2 separate regions of the Homo sapiens genome follow, and region 2 is linked to region 1. Evidence: chromatin contacts called from ENCODE Hi-C or POLR2A ChIA-PET data. All regions are on one chromosome and are shown on one strand. Each heading gives the region's core, a stretch centred on a gene start or an enhancer-like site at or near the end of the contact. The rest is flanking DNA. Distances are from core to core; before and after follow the strand shown.

What was found. A loop is a pair of places that touch in the nucleus more often than their neighbours do. ChIA-PET counts read pairs that join two places held with the same protein, here RNA polymerase II (POLR2A). Pooled maps may share reads with other maps.
Region 2: POLR2A ChIA-PET joins it to region 1 with 25 read pairs in AG04450. The contact joins two enhancer-like sites. A Hi-C loop is called at or near these places in 5 of 168 maps with a recorded cell type or tissue (aorta, posterior vena cava, sigmoid colon and 1 more) and 6 of 50 pooled maps. POLR2A ChIA-PET finds 5 or more read pairs at or near these places in 6 of 52 experiments (AG04449, AG04450, BJ and 3 more).

Annotation. Positions count from the first base shown.
Region 1 is chr7:134,689,123-134,692,458 of GRCh38, forward strand. All of the region lies in intron 1 of LOC124901750 (a long non-coding RNA gene), which reads right to left. Among named protein-coding and RNA genes, the nearest start is that of BPGM, 44 kb to the left of the region's middle. Within about 2 kb of position 1,554, at least 7 of the 41 ENCODE cell types and tissues checked have a DNase peak (open chromatin) inside an H3K27ac peak, as active enhancers do; they include sigmoid colon, where a contact is called at or near this core.
Region 2 is chr7:134,788,697-134,792,032 of GRCh38, forward strand. The region is part of intron 1 of CALD1 (caldesmon 1); the gene reads left to right. The region is part of intron 1 of LOC124901750 (a long non-coding RNA gene); the gene reads right to left. Among named protein-coding and RNA genes, the nearest start is that of CALD1, 11 kb to the left of the region's middle. Within about 2 kb of position 1,780, at least 6 of the 41 ENCODE cell types and tissues checked have a DNase peak (open chromatin) inside an H3K27ac peak, as active enhancers do; they include sigmoid colon, where a contact is called at or near this core.

The DNA.
Region 1 (3,336 bases), core at 304-2,803:
TTGAAGAAGGTGTTTAGGCAACAGACAACAGCTAAGGTCAGTAGTGAAGGCTGAAGTGGTGTAGGATGGGATTGGGGAGGTAGGCAGAAGCCAAATTGAGCCATGGTAGGGTGAACGGAAGACAGGAAAGGTCTTCCAAGCCAAAGAGTAGCCCAGTAGCCCATGCCCTCATTGCCACTGAAGAGCTTCTGCCATCTGAGCATGTAATCTCTCCAAGACAACATTTACGTTCTTGTGTAAACATAGATCATTGTGTAGCATAATCTCTATAAGAATTGTAATTCCTATCATATTTAAAAAGAGAGTAACAAGGAGACTTCAGTGTTTCTAAATGCACCCCTTCTGAAAGCATTTAAATCTTGATTTTAAATTTTATCATTTAGCTACAATGAATAAGCTCCCCTGGGTCATTCTCTAATGGCAATTTAAGCCAGGTCTTGGATCTTGTTTAATCCTCACAATAATATTCTGAGGTGAACATTTTTATTATATTCATCTTACAGATGAGCCTCACAAAACCTGAGTAGCAAGACACAGTCGCAAAGCTAGTATATAGCTGCAGCAAGATTCAAATCCAAGTTGACCTAACTCCAAAGCCCACGCTCTTGGCCACTGTCCCATACTGTTTTTAGTTTAATTTTTTTTTTTTTTGAGACAGAGTCTCGCTCTGTCACCCAGGCTGGAGTATAGTGGCTTGATCTCAACTCACTGCAACCTCCACCTCCTGGGTTCAAGCTATTCTCCTGCCTCAGCCTCCTGAGTAGCTGGGATTACAGGCGTGTGCCACCACACCAGGCTAATTTTTTGTAATTTTAGTAGAGACGGGGTTTCACCGTGTTAGCCAGTATGGTCTCGATCTCCTGACCTCGTGATCCATCTGCCTTGGCCTCCCAAAGTGCTGGGATTACAGGCGTGAGCCCACCGCGTGCCTGGCTGAAAAAAATTTTTAATTAAAATACCCATCCAAAATTGGTCAAAGAATAAAGTGGTTCAATGAAGCTACAGTGAGCAAGTTTCATTTTCATTCTCTGAAAGAGTAACATGGTGCCACACCAGTTCAACAGGACACCGAGTGGAGCTAGAGAGCTTAGATTTTTTTTCCACACAAAATTTAAGTGTGTGCTTTTGAAAGTGGGAGAAATAGGCGTTTGCTTTCCTTCTTTTCTTAAACTGTCTGCTTTGGTATTTGGAGAATTCAGAGCTTGTATATTAAAGCCTAACTGAACTATATAAATACACACATAGGAAGAGGAGAACAAGACATTTTATTTGCAGAAAATAAAACAAAGCAAAAAATTGTGTTTTCTTTAGCATGGAGTATTAAAAGCCATAGAGCTCCAGCCTTCGAAAGCTATCAGTGCCAGGGCCTTCCATTAAAAACTGTAAAGACCAGTCTAGCTAGTCTAAACAGAAAAGGAATTTGTTAAAGGATATTGGGTGGCTCACAGACTCTTTGGGAAAGCCAAGAGAGTTAAGCTTGGAAAGCCAGTCAGCTGAGAACAAGACTCAGTGAACAGTGTGAGATGGTTCCAGCAAGGACAATGGCCCTGCCGCTGGGCACAGACACTGCCCTCCTGCTGGAACATCTGCTGCTGCTAGCCCACTTGGCAATGGTCAGAGCGATTGCAGAAGTGGCTACAAATCCCTGTCCTCCTCTGTCCATCCACGCTCCCTTACAGGGAACTTTGAATGTCCTCCCAGCTGATTCTGGGCTCAGCTGCTGGGCCGACTTCATTCCTTTTTTCTGCGTGTGAGTTCAAAGTCAATACCAGATGGATTGTGAGCACGGACAGGAATGCTTTCCTGCACTGAGAAATACCTACTTCTCCCCATTGCCAGGCCCTTGGCTCCCACAGCTGTGGCTGTGTCTGCACACACAGGGCCTTTGTGTAGTCTGAATATGCCAGTTCCCACAAACCTCCAGCTGCGATTCCCTTTTTACCAACCATTCCCATCTAAGGAGTCAAAGGACGAATCACATTGCAAGGGACAATGGGTGTACAGGCTTGCTGAGAGAGCTTGCTTCAAATCCATGAGATGAAGAGACTCATGGGCAGTACGAGGCCATGGAGGCACTGCTGTTTTGGCAAAGAATGCTGGTCGTGACCACTTCCTTCTCTTTATTCTTCCTCAGAGTTCAACACTGGCCTTGCCCAAGTACCATGCTGAGAACTGGACCTCAGGAACTCCGACACACACGCCCTTTTCAGAAATTTGTAATTTCATCATTTCTTGACCAAATGACTCCAACCACAGAAAGGCACAAATTTTCCATTGGGATTTATTCTGCCCTCCCCTTTGGTGGGTATACTTTTTCTCTTTCTTGCTTTTGAAACCCCACTCATTATGTGAAGTATAGGTTTTTCAAACTGATTTTAAAGTAAACTTGTTATTAAATATACACATCGTGTCTTTCTGTCTTCCTAACTCCACTTTATAGATTTGAGAATTGAGACACAGAACAGTCTATGGCTCAGAAAAGCTAAATTCAATTTTTATTTGGCCTACGGGCCCTAATCTGGGCTTTGAAGTCTAAAGATCTAGAATTACCCACCGTCTTCCTACCCTCAGTCTGGTCAGACTCCGATGCATAAAGCTGGGAACCTCACTCCCCAAGCACCGGCAATCCAAGACTTCCCGTTTCTGGTTGCAATTGCAGGCTAGTAAATTTGGAGCACAGGATGGAACTATTTCTAGTACAGGCAAATAATTTGTAATAATTAAGAAGTATGAAGTTAATGAAAAGCAATTAACCCCATGGCAAGTTCGGCCATAAATTTTACTCCCAAAGTGAACGCATGATGCAGGTATGAGCCTTGATTTCAGATAAAGAAAAGAATGCAGAGCTATTATTAAATACAAAGTAAAACAACATGAAAAATGCCAGAAGATATAAAGAATGCAAGTAGGAGCCTGGGGGCAGAGGGAGGGAAGAGCTAAGAGAAGGCGGGGGCGGGAGGCGGTGGGGTGGGGGGGTGCGGTGGTGGAGGATGAAGGGAAGGGGAGACTGTTCCAGGGAGCTATGCCAATCTGATGCGGTCTCCAGGCTGGCTGATGCTGAGTGGAAGGGACGACAGAGCTTCCTCCTCCCCCAAGAGACCTGAACCTGGACTTCTACAGGCACCATTGAGCCCCCTCAGCCTCCCCACCCCACCCCTCACCCACCACAGGGAGGAGTCACATGGTGTTCCCCTTTTAAAGCAAGATTTAAAGAATTACTCCTCATTTCCTGGAACACTTGAGACCACAGAGGAGTTGGCAGAGGCAGAGGAAAATCAAGATTTTTGGTAGAATAGGAAAGGGGCCAAAGAGGAGGGTGCCATCATGGCCCTTGTG
Region 2 (3,336 bases), core at 530-3,029, 100 kb after region 1:
ATAAATGAGTTAAATGAGTGAAAGAAATAAATGTCAGGCTGGTAGTGGTAGCTCGTGCCTGTAGTCCCAGCACTTTGGGTGGCCAAGGCAGGCAGATTGCTTAAGGGCAGGAGTTTGAGACTAGCCTGAGCAAAATGGTGAAACACTGCCTCTACAAAAAATACAAAAATTAGCCGGCCATGGTGGTGTGCATCTGTAGTCCCAGCTACTTGGGAGGCTGAGGTGGGAGGATCACATGAGCTTGGGAGGTCGAAGCTGCAGTGAGCTGAGATTGTACCACTGCACTCCACCCTGGGTGACACAGTGAGACCCTGTCTCAGAAAAAAACAAAAAGTAAAAAAAAAAAAAAAAAAAAGTCTACAATTTCTACTTTAAAAATACCTGAAGCCAGTGTTCATGTTGGAGCTCATTGATTCCTCATGAATTGTATCATTGTTCAGTGTTTAGAACAGTGCCTGGCACATGCTAAGTAGCATGTAGATTTTTATTAGGTAAAAATAAAATAAGTTATCTTCATAACAGCTAATTTTACAGATGAAGAAACTGAGTTACGATTAGATTAAGTAATATAGCTAAGGTCCCACAGCTAGTAAGTAGCTGGGTCAGGATCTAAACCCGGGATAATCTGGAGGCACTGCCCACCTTCTTTACCACTGTGCTATGCTGCCTCTTGCTAGTTACTCCACGTCACTGAGACTCCTCTTTTGTATGTGGCTCTAGAAAGAATTGAGATCTATTTGAGAACAAACTTTGGAGTCAGGAGAACTTGAGTTTGAATCTCAAATTTACCACTTTTTTCACTTACAAAATGGGGATGATTTCTCCTCCACTTTGTAGTTGTCACAACTACTAGAAGTAATATCTTGAAACTGCTTTGCACGTACATGATAGACACTCAATTACAAATGGTCAGCTATTGGCTGTGATTTCCTGTGGAGGCTACCTGTTAGCGTGGGGCTTAGCCACACACTGTCCCCTGTTGCCTCCTCTAGGCCATCCTGTAGACAGATTAAAAAGGGCTCACTGCTTCTACATTTGGGGTCTCCAGGAGGTAAGACTAGGACCAATAGATACAAGTTCTAGGAAGTCCTATTTCAGATCAGCTTACAGACTTTCTAAATAGATATTTCTGTCTCTGAAGCACGAACCTCGCTGCTCTACAGAAGCAGACAACTTCCACTGTCCTTTCCAACCAGAAGGTTTACCTGCTTGCCCTTATCAACAAATCTATGCTGCCTTTAACATTTTAAATCATTTTATCTAGTATAGCTAAAGAGTTGTATTATTCCTGAGATTGGGTTGTTTTGCAGGTTTTCAGTGTTTTAGACCTGGAATGAGAGGGAGTAAGAAAAGAGGGAGGGAGAGGAAAAGAGAAAAAGAAATAAGGAGAGAGAGAGAGAGAGAGAGAGAAAGGAGAGGACAGAGAGGGAGGAAGGGAAAAGGGGGAAGAGGAGGGAGGGGAGAAGGAAATTGGAATTTATCTGGAGAAAAAGTACTGAACTTGGGAGAGAGACTGAAGAGCAATGGATTGATAGTTATCTGAAGTCCTCACAGGTTAAGGATGGTTGAGAAGATAAGCTAGCTCATTCAGCTACCTTGCTGGCATACTAGCTATGTGACAGGCACTGTTCTGGTTGAGGACTGCTCTCTCAGAGCAGTAAAGTAAATCAAATAACTTGCCCAAAGTCACACTGCTGGAAAATGCCAGAGCTGTTCAAAGCTCCTCCCTAACTCCAACCCTCTCCAATTCTCTACAGCTATCTGCTCTGTGTCTTCCCCCAAGAAAGCGATGGAAACCAGAGCAGGAGGTTTCCGTAACCAGTCATTATAATTTGTCAGGGAGCCATACTGCAGTTCAACTAGACAAGCACATTGTCATTCCCTGCCATATAAGGAAACAGAGCTAAACACCATTGCTTTCACTATTGACTGGAGAGGTTGCTCAAGTTAGAGTTAGACAAGATGAGGATCTAGACCTAGAGCAGTTAAATTAAATTAAAAAAAGAAAGAAAGAAAGCCAGAGAAGTAGTTTTGTGTTTTCTTTTCCTGGTACCAGAGATAGTTTAACAAGCAGTTTCCATCCTTCTCCCTGACTCAACGGGAGATTTTCCCTGACATTAGGCACTAAAGGATTCAACTACTCGTACAAATACTTCAAGCTGTTTTGGTGTTTGATTATGTCAAATTTTAAGAAAAGGCAGAGGATCAGTTCAGGTATTCAAAAGGCCAACATATCCAAAAGGTATTCAAAAGGCCAAGACAGAGCTGCTTCTGTGTGGGTCAGGTAGAAAGTCAAGGACTGTATTTCTCTGTCCATTGATTTACAAAAGAAATTAGTGTCCACTCACCTTCCCAGGTGAGATACTACTTATTAAGAAATAAAATCAGAAATACTACTTATTAAGAAGACTTTACATTTAAGTTTGACCTTCTTGTCCAAAGCTAAGAATATTCACGGGGTCACTCTTTGCCTTAAGACTCAGACACAATGGGCACTTTATTTGTTTGTTTGTTTTTTGAGATGAAGTTTTGTTCTGTCACCCAGGCTGGAGTGCAGTGGCACGATCTCGGCTCACTGCAACCTCTGCCTCCTGGGTTCAAGCGATTCTTTCACCTCAGCCTCCTGAGTAGCTGGGATTATAGGCACACGCCACCATGCCCAGTTAATTTTTTGTATTTTTAGTAGAGACGGGGTTTCACTATGTTGGCCAGGCTGGTCTCGAACTCCTGACCTCAAGTGATCTGCCCACTTTGGCCTCTCAAAGTGCTGGGATTACAGGGACCATGCCCGGCCACAACAGGCACTTTAGAATGCAGGCTCAGTAACCAACTTTATGAAGGGAGAAACAGAGGCATGAACAGTTGAAACTATTTCCTTAAAGACAGCCAGTTCCATCTTGCCATACAGAGTGCCCACATTTTCAGATAATCCGAAGAGGCATCACTTAGTGTCCCCAGGGAAATGAAAAACAAAAAACAAAAAACAAAAAAACCTGTAAATAGTCTGGTCATCTTCTCCTAACTATCATCTTGGACCAGATTGCATCTGGAGTACTAGTTTATTAGGCATACCCGAGACTGGGTAATTTATAAAGAAAGAGGTTTAATGGACTCACAGTTCCACATGATTGGGGAGGCCTCACAATCATGGCGGAAGGCGAATGAGGAGCAAAGTCACAAATTACATGGTGACAGGCAAGAGAGCTTGTGCAGGGGAACTCCCATTTATAAAGCCATCAGATTTCCTGAGACTTATTCACTACCACGAGAATAGTATGGGGGCAACTGCCGCCGTGATTCAGTTATCTCCACCTGGCCCTGCCCTTGACACATGGG